Linked DNA regions of Mus musculus: region 1 is linked to region 2. The links are chromatin loops, found by intact Hi-C in ENCODE. Cell type or tissue: left cerebral cortex. All regions are shown on one strand.

Region 1 (8,000 bases), 900 kb after region 2:
AATGATTTTCACAGGGTCACATTTTGGGTGCATGTCCCTTAGATGGGGGTGCTACTTTGGAAAAAGTGAGGAAACTATAGGTAGGGTCTAAGATAAGCCTTTAAGGGTATTTATTCCTGGCCTCCCCTTGCTTTGTTCTTTGCTTCTTGTCTGACATTAGGTGAAGAATTTATTCTGCCAAATGTTCTTACCACCATGTCCTGCACAAGTGACTATGAACTAATTCCCCTGAAACCATGTACCAGAAGAAATGATCTCTTCCTTTTTCAAATCAGGTATCTTGGTCATAGCATCAGAAAACTAACACAATATCATAATATTTACATTTCAACATTGTATTTTGTGAAGATTCTGTTACTTAGGTCACTTAGGTGTATTATCTTCACAATGATGCCCTTGTATATAATCCTGAGATGGTGAAATGTAGGATTTGGATTGCACAATACAAGTACAGTACGCATGAGTAATGCTCCTTTATGTAACTCAGATTCATATAGCACTTTCAAAACTAATATTATGCAAACAGTTTCACTTTAGGCTGTTTTTTTTCCCCAAGACAGGATTTCTCTATAGCCCTGGCTATCCTCAAACTCACTCTATAGACCAGACTGGTCTTGAACCCAGAGATCCTCTCATCTCTGCCTCCCAAGGGCTGGAATTAAAGGTATGCATTGTCACTGCCCTGCTAATTTTTTTCTTTAAACTTTTAAAACTTTATATGTATGAATATTTTACATACATGTACACCATATGTGTGCTTTATACCTGAGGGGATCAGAAGAAGGCATCGGAGCCCACAGAACTGAAATTACAGATGTTGAAGCCTGCTCCTTTTAACATCACTGCAGCAATTTTGTATTCAGTCTCCATTTTGCTCATAAGTTGAAATTAAGTTCAGTTCTCAGACTCCACTTTCCAGAAGTGATTATCCATAGCTGACACTGAAGAATGCTACTAATAAGCCAAGAAGTTATGATTATAGTACTTATGCTCTGTTATCTCAGTGCTCTGAAATTCCCTTTTACTACCTGCCACCCCTCTTACCTTACTCAGGACCAATCAGCTTAAAGTTAGCAGCTACTACTTTTGTCTAGTTAGGCAACATTTTGTGCTACTCCCCCACAACCCCCTTACCTTCTAAACCTTTGAATCTGTTTTTTCCTATAAAAAGCCTGCCCTAAAAACAGACTGGTACCACAAAATTAGGTTCCCGAATCCTTTTTGTGGTCCTGATTGATCAGTCTTGGAGTGTGTGTTCTACAAACCATTTTTGCTTACCTGAGATCTGTGTTCGTATGGTTTGTGATGCAATTTCTGAACCTCAACAACAGTCAATTGTAACCTGTGGGTGCTGGGAACTGAAACTGGGTCTTCTGCATGAATACTCAGTGCTCTTAACAGACAGCTACCTCTTAGGGTTTCCTTGCTGTGAAGAGACGCCAAGACCACAGCAATTCTTACAAAAGACATCTAACTGGAGCTGGTTACAGCTCTGAGGTTCAGTCCATTCTTGTCTTGGTAGGAAGAAGGGCAGCATGCAGGCAGACATGGTACTGCAGGAGGAGCTGAGAGTTCTACTTCTTGATCTGAAAGCAGTAGGAGACTGAGACTCACTTGCCAGACTTGACCTTCTGAGACCTTAAAGACTGCTCTCAGGCACACACTTCCTCCAGCAACATCCCACCTACTCCAGCAAGGCAACATCTCCTAATAATGCCACTCCCTCTAGGCCTATGGGGGCCATTTTATTAAAACCACCACGCTTTGTTTTTTTTTTTTTTTTGGTGGAACTCTAAATATACCAAAGATAAAATGTACTTCCATTAAAAGTATCTTAAGTGGCACCCAAATGTGGCTGCTTTGTTGCAAACTTAGTGGAATGCTACTTGGATATGGAACTATGCTTTACAGTACTTTCTGCTGGCTATCATTAACAGCAGAATGTCTTATGCATTCTTTGTTACTAGTTAAAATTTTCTTAAATAAATATCACAGCCTCCAAATTTGACAGTGATTTCTCTGAGAAGCCAAATCTTTTTTTTCTCAGTTCATATTTATAGACTGTTACTAGTGATAAGCTTTGTATACTATATTTTTTTTAAAAAAAGATTTATTTATTTATTTTATGTATACAAGTACACTCTAGCTGTACAGATGGTTGTGAACCACCATGTGGTTGCTGGGGTTTGAACTCAGTTTAAGAGCAGTCAGAGCTCTTAACCATTGAGCTATCTCTCCAGCCCCCTGAATATTATACTTGATACACAAGTAACCCACAATTTCTTGTACAGAATGTTTTGGTTATTCGAGTCTCCAAATACGATAAATTTATTTCTTCTCCAGCAAACATCTTGCATTACTGCTTCTTGAATCTGAACCTTCAGTTTTATCTTATAGGAAGAATGTTGACCCATATAGAAGGAAAATACTATCATGCTTTTACTGTAGGTGAGTTTTAAACATCTAGTTCAAGTTGCTCGCAGAGACAAGGCTGTTTATGTAACAGCTCCATTCTGCTATGTAGGTCTTCCCAACCCTGATTAACGGGGAAAAGCGGCTCAAGTCCCACCTTTTGCAGTGAACAGCTGATTCTATTTTCCCCTCTTAGCCAATGGTGATCAGATATTTCAGAAGGAAACTGGGTGAGTCATCTTCTGCAGATAAGCTGAAATATTAATAGTTCTATCTCTACCAGGCTCTCCTGCAGCCAGCTAGCAAGACTCCCACTGAGCCCTGCCTGAGGAGCCATTCCTAGCAGATCAGCCTGTAAAGCAGTTGGATTTGAGAGATTCTGAAAGCGATTACGTTAAATAGTACACTCGACTTTGCATTTTAATAGATTATTTTTCTTACCAGTTTTTGGGCTGTGCGAGTGTTTAGGACAGATGGACTTAAAACCTGCCTGACCGTGGACCCCTCACCGGAATCCCTGCAGTGGTAAGTACCCACGGTCCGGGAGGCTGTGTGTGCTTCTCCCTGTTACCGACGCTACAGGGTCTCGGGGAGCAATTCGTGCAAGGATCGCGTGTACCGTTAGTGTGTGGTGCAGAATTTGGGGTCTAGCAGTGCCTGTAAGCACCTTGGGAAAGCTCCTAACAGGGAAAGCGCTGAGCCTACTTGCGCCACCAGGGGACGCCATACTCGTTCTGCAGTCACTCGCTGGGTCTTGGCTCAGCGCGCTGCTAGGCCATAGTTTAGGTCTCCAGGACCCGGCGTCAAAGCCGAAAGCCAAAACAGGAGACTATCCCGCGGAACAAGCCTGTGGGACTGAGCGAAGGAGACCAGGAAAGAACTTCCGCAGCCGTTGGGCATGGGGCGGAGCTTCCGGTCTGTTTTTTTTTTTTTAAGGACCATCTCTGAGGGCGGGACTTCCGCAGTTACCGGAAGTACGGGCGCGCCAGTTCGGGTCGCCGGGTTGTGTCAGTGCGGGAATCGGCCGGTTTTTTTTCCTGCTCTGGGTCTGCCTCGGGAGCCTCGTCGCGGGGGGATCTACGAATTGAGTGCGACGTAGGCTGGTTCCAGGCGGACGCGAGTGCTGCTGCTGTGACAGGTGACGCCATCTTCTCAGCTGTCTGGCTTGGCATCCTTCTCGGGCGCTCGGGGGATGTCAGGTGTCCGGGTGGCGGTGGGGACGAGGCTTCGAGGTGGATGAAGGATACAGTCCTAATCCTGCGCACTCTCTCTGGCTCCCTGTGTACTCAAGTGGCGTCTACCTGGCTGTCTGTGTCCCGTGGGAAGCCCAGAGTTTTCGAAGATGGTGGCCTTCGATCCCGCAAAGACGGGGTATGGCCTCTGGGAAGGAGGAAGGGTGGGGGGCGGAGATGGGGTAAGCAGATGCTGAAGTGGTAAAACCCCGCCACGCCTTTGTTTCTCTTTCTGAAGACTTCCTTTTCTTCCCCGTACACTTCTATTTCCTAAGTTTTAAGGCATCATAATGGGCCAGTTTTACCAAAAAGTTGCATAAATATGCCATTTCACTTCGCGAGCAGACATAACCGAACGATTGATCAGGTTCTTAGAGGTTTTATCATCTAACTTGAACTCTTCGATGTTTCTTGTGCTTGAAGACGAGGACCGTTAGCTCTACACCACTCACTCTCTTGCCCGGATGTAGATTGCTAGGCAGTTTCTTTGAAGTTCAGATGGGTTTTCTTTACATTGCTTATTGTGGCCTACAAAGTATGCCATCAAAGCGGTACTGAAACCTTTTTACCTCTAAGCAGTACACCTGGTGATAATAAGCCTCCAGGATACTTCTCCCTTTTCTAAGAAATCTTCTATTATGCTACCTTCCTTGCTGTTTTGGTTACTTTGCCGATCACATTTTCAAGTGTTTGTAAATTCTCTTTGACACCTAAGCCACATACTTGAGCATAGTATATATAAATATAACCTGACCAAAGTAAGTAGAGGCCTTCTATTAGTGTTGCCCATAGGAGACGCAGAGCAGTGGCCAGTGGCCACATGAAATAACAGTGTGACCTTGATGTTTATGACAGCTACGTTTTTGCAGTGTATATCAAGCCTTCTTGCATAAATTTCTGGACACAGGACCTAAGTATGCTTCCTTTGGTTTTCTTACTCTGAGATGTTACTTCCTTTAGTATAGGTACGTTGGTCTGTTATCTTACTTTGCCCTTGATTTGAGGTAAAATCCTTGGGGTTGGGTATTTCCCCCAGCAGTGATACTAAGAGTTTTGTTAGTTGTCCTGTCCTGATTTATTCAAAGAAAGATATGCTTTCTAGATTTGAATTTCTTTTTTGGTTATTGAGAAAAAAATTCTTGGTGGTAGCTTATTTAATTACTGATGCCTGTCAGCTCAGTGCCATCCTTAGACTCGATAAGTGTGCATCATTTGCCTTCATCTCATCAGTGACAGAACATTTTAAGTAACTTAATTCTGGTGACAGATTTCCAAGGTTGCGTGTAGAGACCATTCTCTTTTCTGTTACTGGTTAGATATTGCATTGATTCAGCCCTCTAGAAGTTAATTTTAAAAGTACTATTACAATCAACACTTAAAATATTAATATTATTAATACCTTTATTGAACTTTTGGAGGTTCAGTGACATTTTATAGTTTATACTACCATCTGCAAATTATATAACCATCTTTTTAATGTATAACTAACATTTTTGGGATAAACCGGGTATTTATTTTGAAATAAATCAGTTTTTTCTTGTTGAAAGAAAATTAAAATTCTTCCTCCAAAGTATGAAATAGAGAGTAATGTTTTATATTATCTCAAATAAAAGCATACATTGTTTGTTGTATTGCTTATAAAACTACTTCAGCAGGCTTCCTGTTTGGTTGTATGTACTTAATAAAAATCTGATACTGTAGGTAGTAACACCTTACTGTGGAACATACATACTAAAAAGAGCCTTGAAAAGAGAGAGAGCTAAGTGTTCATTGGTGCGGTTTAATGTTATACCATTTACCAAGGTAGTGAATTTGGTATATTAACAGTGTGTGTAGAGATTTTATTCATTTGTTAAATATGTTGCACTAAAGCTGGACATGTATTGTTCTGCCTTGTTTATAAACAGCAGAGAAGAGGATATGCCCATGACAGCATGGAATAAGGACAGATGAGTTTGGCAGGCCAACCAGTTAGGAGTGCAGGAGAAACTATATTGCAGCTTTACATTTAATGTACTGATCTGTCTTACTGAACTGGGTGAATTGATGTGAGTGTTTGAAAGAAAGTAATTACCTTTTGGAGCTTTAGATTCTTTCTTTTTAAAAACATATATAGGTGAATTAGTGCATAGTAAAAGTAACTTTATAAAATAATTTGTTTGGTGTGATGCTGGTGATGAAACCCAAGGTCTCAGCTATGCCTAGCAATCAGCCTCCTTCCCATTGAGCTACATCCCACCCCAGATGTATTTTCTCTTTTTTTATGAGACAGTTCCTCTCTGTGAAGCCTTGGCTGTCCTGTCTTGGGATTCTCTATTTAGACCAGATTAGACTGGCCTTGAACTCAGAGATCTGCCTGCTTCTACACCCCCCCTCCCCCCCCCCAGTGCTCGGATTAAAGGCATGCACCATTATGCCCAGGTAGACCTATTTTATTTTCAGAGTGAAAGAGTTTTCTTTCTCTTTTGAGCTACCTTTTGTTTTGCTTTTTTTTGTTTTGTTTTGTTTTGTTTTTCGAGACAGGGTTTCTCTGTGTAGCCCTGGCTGTCCTAGAGCTCACTCTGTAGACCAGGCTAGCCTCGAACACAGAAATCCGCCTGCCTCTGCCTCCCTAGTGCTAGGATTAAAGGCATGCCACCACGCCCGGCTTCAGTTACCTTTTTAATACTGTCTAGTTTGTAAAATACCATCAGACTACAAATTGAAGTTGAAAATTCTCCCTCACAGTGGTTTTGTGTGAGGATCAGTGCCTCTGTATTTGTGGATCAATTTCAGTCTCATAAGCGACAGTCTGTGGTAGTTTTTCAACCTCAGGTCGACCCACAATTGACTTTCTCCCCTTTGCTTTCCATTCTTTCTGTTTTCACTTGGCTAGCTTGTGCTCTGTGTATACCGCTTGAGTATTTCTTGTACAAGTGACTACTGTCTTGTGTACCTTCTTGCTAGGATCACAAACCCCAAACCTCTGAATTTTTTTAGTAATTCAAATATTTAATTAATTGTATCCGCATGAGGGCCATGTGAGTGCAGTGGCCACAGAAGCCAGAGAGGAAATCAGATTCTTTAGAGCAGAGATTCTTAATTTGTGGGTTGTGACCTTCACAGGGGTTGCCTAAGACTATTGGAAAACAAAGATAATTACATTATGATTCATAACAGTAGCAAACTTACAGTTATGAGGTAGCAGTGAACGTAATTTTATGGCTAGGGGTCACGACAACATGAAGAACTGTATTAAAGGGATGTAACAGTAGGAAGGTCAAGATTACTCTAGAGTTGCACGTGGTGGTGAGTTGCCTGACCGTTCCTGCAGTGAACTTGTTTCCTCTGGTAGAGCAGCATAGGTTCTTAGCCTCTGAGTCATCCTTTTATTTTTTTGAGACAGGGTTTCAGGTAACCTAGGATGGCCTTGAACTCCCTTTTCAAGCAAGGCTGGATTTGAGTTTTGATCCTCCTGCCACTTTCTCTCTAATTACTTTTTGTTAATACATGGTTAGTTCATGTTAGTACCTGGTTTGGCAGCTGTCTTAGTGAGGGTTTCCATTGCTGTGAAGAGGCACCATGACCAAGGCAACTCTAATAAAGGACCACATTTAATTGGGGCTGTCTTACAGGTTCAGAGATTCAGTCCATTTTCATCAAGGTGGGAAGCATGGCAGCATCCATGGCACTAAAGAATGAGCTGAGACTTCTACATTTTTGTTCTGAAGTCAAACAGGAGAAGACTGTCTCTAGGCATCTAGGAGGAGGGCTTCAAAGCCCACCTGCACAGTGACACACTTCCTCTAGCAAGGACACGTCCACTCCAACAGGCCACACTTCCTAATAGTGCCACTCCCTCAACCAAGCCTATTTAAACCAGCACAGAAGCCGTCACGTACTTCCATTTTTTTGATGTAGTGTGAATGGAAGGAAATGATACTAGGAACTGGAGTAGTTACTTTTCTTATTACCGAGGGAGGCCGGGGCCAACTTTCTGACTCAAAACAACTTAAGCAAGGGAGGTTTGTTTTGGTTCACAGTTGAGAGGAATGCAGCCCATAGAGACCTGTTGTTGGGAGTGTTCCAGTCCATGGCGCCAGTGAGGAAGCACAGAATTGGTGCTCTGCTAGCTTTCTTCTTCCCTCTCATTGAGTCCCGGACCCCAGCCCAAGAGAGGTGGCAGTGAACAGAGCTAAGATGTGTGTCTTCTTCTCCACTCTCTAATTTTCTCTCACAGATACAATCAAATGTGTGTCTCATTAATGTCCTCTGTATTTTTAGTTCAGTTAAGTCAGCAAGCATAGGACCAGTACAGATTTCTGGGGGGAAAGATAGAGGTTGGAGGTTGTAAATATAGAGGCAGAAGTAAAGATG
Region 2 (8,000 bases):
CCCTCCCCCCTCCCCCTGCTCACCAACCCAACCACTCCTGCTTCCTGGTCCTGGCATTCCCCTATACTAGGGCATATAACGTTCACAGGACCAAGGGCCTCTCCTCCCATTGATAACCAACTAAGCCATCCTTTGCTACATATTCATCTACAGCCATGAGTCCCTCCATGTGTATTCTTTGGTTGGTGTGGTTTAGTCCCTGGGAGCTCAGGGGTACTGGTTGGTTCATATTGTTGTTCCTCTTATGGGGCTGCAAACCCCTTCAGCTCCTTGGGTCCTTTCTCTAGCTCCTTCATTGGGGACCCTGTGCTTAGTCCAATGTATGGCTGAGAGCATCCACTTCTGTATTTGTCAGGTCCTGGCAGAGCCTCTCAGGAGACAGCTTTTAAAAGGAATGCCTGTGGTGTCTCATGCTTGTACTCACAGACCTGGGGAGCTGGAGACAGGTAGATCCCTGGGCTTGCTGGCCAGCCGAGATAGCCTATTTGTTGAGTTCCAGGCCAGTAAGTGACACTGTCTTTAAAACGAAGGTGAACTGTGCCATGGGGATGGCACCCAAGATTGAGTGCTGACTTCAACATGTACATTTGTGCATTCATGTGATCAATACCCACACTCACATGCATCTACACAGCATCACCACCACCACGGCCAAAAGTCAGAGCAGACACCTGAGAGTTGGAGAACCAATGCTTGTGGAACTCTGGAGTTCATAAAAGTCTGTGCTAATGGGAGCATAACATACAATTAGTAACCCTCCTTCAATTACAGAGGGAGCTGATGTGGGGAGAAGTTGGTACTTGCCAAAAGTTATGTAACTAGTTCAAGGTGAAGCCTGCTGAGAAAGGAATTTTGACAGACATCTCTAAAGGTGTACACGAGGGCTAGAATGGTTGAAATCCTTTCCTATAGCAACTGGCCTAGATTTAGGGGATCAGAAATCTGCTCTACATCTGGTTGTTAGACAGGAAGGTAATAGCAGGGGTTGGAAATACACCTGTGACATCCAGGGAGCAGCCTGTGTCTTCAAGTGTCCTGTCTCTTTGATTCAAGGTGGGGACAGAGCAGAGCTTGCTTGGTGTTATATATTTGATAATCTTTAGTTCATTTACTATCCCTAGCTACTATTTTACATATAATAGTCACAATATATCTACACATAGCACAATCTCTTTTTCTTGACAGTTTAATTAGTAGACATTAAGGAAAAAAAAGAAAGAAAAGAGAGAGAGACAGAGGGAGAGAGAGAGAGAGAGAGAGAGAGAGAGAGAGAGAGAGAGAGAGAGAGAGAGAGAGAGAGAAACTACAGGCAGGGAAGATGGCTCAGTGAATAAAGTGCTCTCTGTGCAATCGACGAAGAGCTGAATTCAGATCACCAGCTCCCAGCTGACAGCTGAATGTAGCAGTACATGTCTCTAAGCCCACTTCTGGGAGTGGAGGGGTGGCAGAGACATGGAACTCAGGGGCTAATGGTCAGCCAATCTATTGGAAAAAACCTCCACGTTCATTGAGAAACCTTGTCTCAAAAAACATGGTGGAGAAGCAATTGAGTAAGATACTCTGAGGTCAATCTCTCCTCAGCATGTGCTGGTATACCTTCACACACACACACACACACACACACACACACACACACACACACACGTATATACTACACACACATACACACATGGAAAAAAGAAAAAAATGTAAAACCGAAATGGCAGGTCCCTGGCCTTATGCTATTAACATTGTATCTTATCAGAGCTTTGCTTTTAGTGAGCCCGCCAACTCCCCTGTAGCACTTTTAGTTTACCTGGTGCTGAACCTGGAGATGTGGCAATGGAGCCCGACACATGAGCTTGTGGTTTGGAGGAGGAGAGGGAGGAACTCAGTAGACTGAGCTTTAGGAAAGTTGCTTTGTAGGAAGTGACTCGTTTTACACCAGTAACCCGACCACCATGGCCAGATGCTTGCTGTTTACTCGCTCTCCATGCTGTGCTCTTTCTGCTGAGTTCCTGGAGCTCTACATAGATAGATGGTGCTACACTGTGCCCTTGAGTTTATGCTCTTGGAGGAGAGCTATCGAAATGACTCAGGGTTTAGGTCATCCACCCTTTAATGCAAAACAGAGGTATCAAGCCAAGAATAGCAGTAAAAGCAAAACAGAAAACACTGCACTTCAGTGGCAGGGGTGCCTGAGCAGCTACTACAACCAGCAACAGCAAGAGCTCTCAGAACTCACAAGAGACTTCAACTGTCTATGACAGTGAATGTGACTCTTCTTGAGTTCCAAGAAATACTCACGGAACTTTACTAAGAAAACAAAAACAAAAACAAAACAAAACCCAGGGTAAAGTGCACAAGAAGGAACTTCTCATAAACAGAATTTTGATTGAGACCACGCTTGGTTTATGCACCTTTTCAGTCAACGAACATTATTAGTCTCTCTGTGTGACTTTCTTTAATACATGCTTCCCCAACCCATCCCTGGAGAATTTTGGATATTTTTTCTTTACTCAAAATATCACAAATATTCACCTATATGTTTTTTTCTAGCTTTGGATAATATTTCAGCTTTTTTTTTCAACTTAAGTCATTTGGACTTTGTAAAAAAAAAAAAAAGAATATAAAGTAAGAATATAATTCATTTCCCCGACAGACAATTTCCATTCTTAATTGCTTGAATAGTCTGTCTTCTTTCCATGATTTTTCTCAAAGCAGAATGTGAAAGAAGCAGTATGCTCAATTGAAATTGTGTAGCATAGGGTGTATTGATTGTGGCCAAGGAAGAATGCAGGGCTGTGTGAGAGTCTGTGAAACACATGTGGATTGATGCAAACCATCCCTCAACTCCATCATTCCTCCTGTCTCCAATTTCTCCCCTCAGACCCCTCAACCTTTTGCCTTCTTTCACAACCCAGTACATAAATCCAGAGTATGTCACAGGTTGCACAGAAACAACTACATTACTTTGGTCTTCCAAACCTCCGTCCAACCTCCAGCCACTGGCCTTCTGACCCACCCTCATATACTCACCCAGTTGACAGACAAATGCAGTTAATAAAGCTGTTGGGCTGGGAAACTATAGCAAAGAAATAGGAAATCTTATAGATAGGCTATCTAAGAGAGTTATATGTAAAAATAGAAGCTATTTCTATTCTGTATAACTGGGGGGAGTCACTTTGTTTTCCTAAACTGTATTTCTCTCTCCCTCTCTCCCTCCCCCCTTCTCTCTCTCTCTCTCTCTCTCTCTCTGTGAGTGTGTGTGTCCCTCCCTCTTTCCCTCCCCCCCACACAGAAAAATTTTCATACTTGAGTAGCTTCTGCAAACTACATAGAAATATAGAAGTAGGCATTCCTCTACAGCTGAAAGAAGACCTTTTTTTAAAAAAGAGGTGATTCACTTAAAGAAGTGATTTCCAGTCCAGCAGTCCAATCCAATACGGCATGATTTCCCCTGGCATCCTTTAGTCCACCCATCTAGTTTAAGGGCGACTTCTGAAATAAACTGGTTCTTTCATTCCATCACACAGGTGGGTCCTGGGGCTTGAACTCAGACTTTCAGGCTTGGTGGTGAGTGGCTTTATTTGCTGAGCAATCTTGCTGTCCAGCCATGCCATATTTTATTATTTAAATGAATTATAAATACTTCATGATCTTAGAAGTGGGGGCGGGGGGAAGCCAGAAACAAACATCAAAAGAGCAAACACTTCTCTCTGCGATGCTGGTATCAGTGGCAGAACTGTTAACAGTTTGAAAGACCGTTTGACTGGTGTACTTCAAAAAGCCAACTCAATGCTACTCTAAGTAAGTTCTAACTTAGAGATCAGCACTGTAAACAGATGGATAATTTGTATAAGAACCCTAGATTTCTAGGGGCGTCGCCAGTGATTTTTCAGGTACATCTATCCAATGAGAATAGGGACAGGCAATCTTAGCTAATGGGTTTCCCCTTTTAAACTCCTAGCAGGCAAAGGTTGTTAGGACAACGTATGACATCTGTATATGCTTTGACTTTTCCCCCAAGACTTTTAAAGCCATATAGCTTAAGGGCTCTCCTCTGATTAGATCTAGAATTGCTCACTAGAAAAGATAACCTACTCCTCACAGCAATTTGTAATGTTCTAACCAGAGTGATAATGGGTGGTCCATTCTTTCTAAACGTCCCACTTGTGCATATTTGAGACGGGGAACTCGGGTGTCTTTGCAACTTTTTTTTTTTTTTTGAGCACAGGATTGGAAAGCGAGGGATACCGTCTTACCCACTCGGGTCAGTAGTACACGGGCGAGTGCTTGTCCAACACGGAGCCATTAGGAGCCAAGCAAAGTGCCGAGCGGGTCCACACCGCAAGCTGCAACGCAGCCCACCGGGCTTGGCCGGATCCTAACAATGCTACCCTCGTGTCTCGGTGCTCGCCTCCAGCGCGCCTGCACGTACGTAGCTCGCACGTGTGTGTTGACATGGAGTTCGTGTGTGGACCCCCTTAGAATATGCTGAAACCGATTTCTCAGCGAGGCGCCGGAGACAGGTCGAGGGAAGGTAGGAGCGGGTGCGGCGGGCTCCCCCGGCCTCGGGGCGGGGAGACAGCGCGGGCCGCGCAAGTCCCGCGCCGGCCGCTAGAGCCCCCCGTGCGCAGCTCGGCCCAGGCCCCGCGCTCGCCCGGCCCGGCCCCGCGCTCGCCCGGCCCGGCCCCGCGCGGGGAAACACTCAAGCGCACACAATGAACTCCGAGGAGGCCGCGAGCCGGGCCGGCCGCCGCGCCCGCACCGTGTGAACCGCCTCTTGGTTGGGGGATGCCAACTTTGCCCCCCAGGCGTCCTCTGCAGCCCCGCAGGCCCCGCGCCGCCGTCGGGCTGAGGAGACGCGGTGAGTGAGCGAGCGAACGAACGAGCGAGCGAGAGCGCGCGGCGGGCCAGGCCTCCAGCCGGCGCGCGACGCCCCGGCCGCCTCGCCCGGTTTCGCCCCGGCGCGCGCCGAGGCATTTTTTTTTTTTTTTTTCTGTGGTGGAAGCCGCCGCCAACATGGCGCCCCTCGAGCCCCGAGCCCTCCGCGCTGAGCCAGCGGGGGGAGCCGGGGAGGAGGGAGGAGATGGCGGGGAGGAGGAGGCGGCGGCCTGCGTCCCCCCCGCCCCCCGCGCCCGTCGCCGGCTGAGGCCCGAGAGGCGCCGGGCGGCGGGAAGGAGGCGGCTCCGGAGGGAGGGCCGGGCGCGGCGGCGGCAGCGGCGGCGGCGACGGAGCGCAGCATAATGGTGGGGAAAGCTCGGCGGCGGCGGGGCGGCTGGGCGGCGGGGAGGGCGGAGGCATCCGCGGCGGCGGCAGCGCGGCCTGAGCTGTGGTGGCTGCCGGGGCCCCGGGCTCCCGGGCGGGCGGGCGGCGGCTGCCGGTGGCGTCAGGCACGGCCCCAGGCCGGTGAGGCCTGAGGGGTGGGCGCGTTTCCTCTGTCCAGCACCTTGTACCTCCGGCTGACGTGAGGAGCAGGCCCGCGGGAAGGCCGCGGAGAGCCGCGCGCGGCCTGCTGGCTCCGGGAAGCCGCGGAGTCTTGTGAGCTCCTCCCGCCCGGTCCCCGCGCCTCCCGCTTGGCCAGGCCCTGGGGCCTTTGCGCGGAGCGTGTAGCGAGCGGGCGGACGGGGAGCGATGAAAGCGAACGCCCCTGAGACCCGAGACCGGTGTCCGTCGCTCTCCCGGGGCTGCAGGCGAGCGGGTAGCGAGGCCTCAGCTGCCTCAACAGGTCCTTCTGGCCGTCCTGGGGGGATCGGCCGTCTTGTGCCCACGCAGAGCTGCGGAGAGAAGCCGATGGGGACGCTGCCTGTGGGGTTGTGGCCTGAACTTTCGCTTGCACTGTCTCCCCTCATGCCTTTTCCCTGGGCCGAGCCGAGGGGGCTTTTGCGGTGTGTCCGTGGGACTTAGTGGTTGGTGATGTGTTTGTGGTGCTCAGTGTGTGTCCGTGGTACTGATTGTCCTATGTGATTCGTGTGTAGCCCTCGGTGTCACCGGCAGTATGCATGCACACAGTCCTCTAATCTGTATAGACGCCGGCCTCTGCCAGCGAACAGCTGAACTGTGCGCTGGATTCCCGGTGTGATAAGATGTGAACATAGTATCTAGCATTGTGTGGGGTTCAGTGTGCAGTATTCCTTGTATAGAGTATCCAGTGCCATAAAGTGTTACAGAGTATCTGGTGTTAACATCCCTTGCATGACCAGTGTGATCGGTGTTTTATACTGAGTACACACAGCGTACCTGCTTTCCTGTAGGGTTGTATACACAGTTACTAGAGTCATAAGTAGTGTTTACACAGTACCCATGTTTAGTGGGAGGCATATACTGTACCTAGTGTCTTATGTGGTATGTATCCAATTGCTGGTTTCACTTGCTGTATACATAATGACTGATGTCATGTGTGTTTTTGAGCATAGAGGAAGTGGCCAGGTGGCCCGATGAAGGAGAGGTCACCCCAAAGGCAGTAAGCATTTTAAGGGGTTTTGTGAGACTATCTCGCTCAGGCCCTCTCTCTGCTTCACCTGGGAGTTAAATTTCCTACAATCAATTGTGTTGTATGCCGGCAAAAATATTAAAAAAAAAATCACTAGGAGACGCAGAAAGTAAATGCTTTAAAAAAAGAAAACAAGATATGTAACAAGATATGTAGCTTAATTATTATGGGACACATAATCTCAAATGATTGGGGGGGTGCCATTGATTCTAATGAGTGTCTAGAAGTTAATAGAGAGTGTCTGGTTGTACTCTAAAAGTTTGAGTGTTTTATGGTAGTAAAGATGGTGTTTGTATTTTTTAAAATCTCTAATGTGTTAGACTAGAAGAAGAAATGGGAACTTATGTACATACAGGTAGATTATTTTCCTGGTCTTTGTTTACATTGTAGTCAGTACTTTGTTTACATTGTAGTCAGTATTTTGGCTGACTCAGTAAGATGAAGAGGCCAGAGAATGAAAGATTAGAAGACATGAGCTGCGATTATGATCAGGTTAGAATAAGTTTCTTGTTGAGCTCCGATTAAGAAAATAGCTGTGCTTTACCCGCTGTTTTTTCTGTATAGGCGGTTCAGGTGAAAATTGCATTTCTTGTGTTCTCCAAGGTGGACAGTTGGGTTTTTCTTGCAGTTAGCATTTGCAATAAATGCACACATGAGTGCTTTTGTTATAAAGAAAAATAGATTTAAGATGTTAGAACTCCACTCTGATTCTACTTAAATATTCTTCAGATATCTTAAAGTTAGTGCTCTGGGTGGATGTCCATTTGCCTGTTTCTGTAAAGGACATAGGTTTGTTTCACCCCTTTGTAACCCTTCCTCTGTTCCCCTTTAGGATGGTTCTGATAGCATATAATAGAGGCATTCATATCCCTGCATAACTTAATTGAGATGCTAATTGGAGCAAAGATTTTTGACATTTGTAACAGAACTATCACATGCTGTTAGGACAGTGGTTGCTTAAAGCCCTAACAGCTGTTGGAAGATTTTTTATTACCCTCTCTAGTTTTCAGTTGATTGATTTTTTTTAAAACAAACAAAAACCCCATCATTAAATCTAAGCAAAGAGAATGTGTCATGAAAAGAAAAAAGAACTAGCAAATGATCAGCAAACCTTGGACCTTCACTGCTTGCAAACCTCAATTGAATTCCACATTACTTTCTTTCAGAGTGGTTAATTTTGTTGTTATTTTTATTTGAGTCATGCATAATGATTAAGACCACAGACCTAGAGGGCTGGTGACTTGGGTTTGAATCTCCCTTGGGTCATTTAGTAGGCTCTTGGCAAATGACTTAACTTTTGGCAGGTAAGGCAATGAAGAACAAGGAGTAAGTGAACCAGTCTCACAGTTCTTGTGAGGATTAGAGCGTTCCTGAAGCAGTGCTGAGCTCCCCAGAACTGTGAGGACAGGTTTCACAGCTGAGGTCCTCATTGCTATGCATTGTACCCTCCTTGACTTAGGACCTACAGAGCTGCAACCAAAGCTGAGCGCCCGTCTAGGCTCTCTTGTGTTGCCTTTAAACCTCT

Evidence for each region. Hi-C counts contacts between places; a loop is a spot of excess contacts. Peaks named below come from ENCODE experiments on the same cell type or tissue, not always from the same donor. Only the 100,000 strongest peaks of a DNase experiment are listed, where the experiment ranks them.
Region 1: it touches region 2 in a loop (2.9-fold over the local background); 2 of 42 quality-filtered maps call a loop at or near these places.

What each region holds. Positions count from the first base shown.
Region 1 is chr13:8,866,420-8,874,419 of GRCm38, reverse strand. It overlaps Wdr37 (WD repeat domain 37), which reads left to right and starts at 3,376. Exons shown (of 14, transcript NM_172445.3): 1 at 3,376-3,550. In left cerebral cortex, CTCF peaks have their summits at 2,282 and 3,123 (motif pointing right); DNase peaks (open chromatin) are centred at 2,624 and 3,267; H3K4me3 peaks cover 2,831 bases; H3K27ac peaks cover 2,663 bases.
Region 2 is chr13:9,761,577-9,769,576 of GRCm38, reverse strand. It overlaps Zmynd11 (zinc finger, MYND domain containing 11), which reads left to right and starts at 4,256. Exons shown (of 15, transcript NM_001199141.2): 1 at 4,256-4,522. In left cerebral cortex, a CTCF peak has its summit at 4,556; DNase peaks (open chromatin) are centred at 4,554, 5,067, 5,563, 5,716 and 1 more place; H3K4me3 peaks cover 2,841 bases; H3K27ac peaks cover 1,985 bases.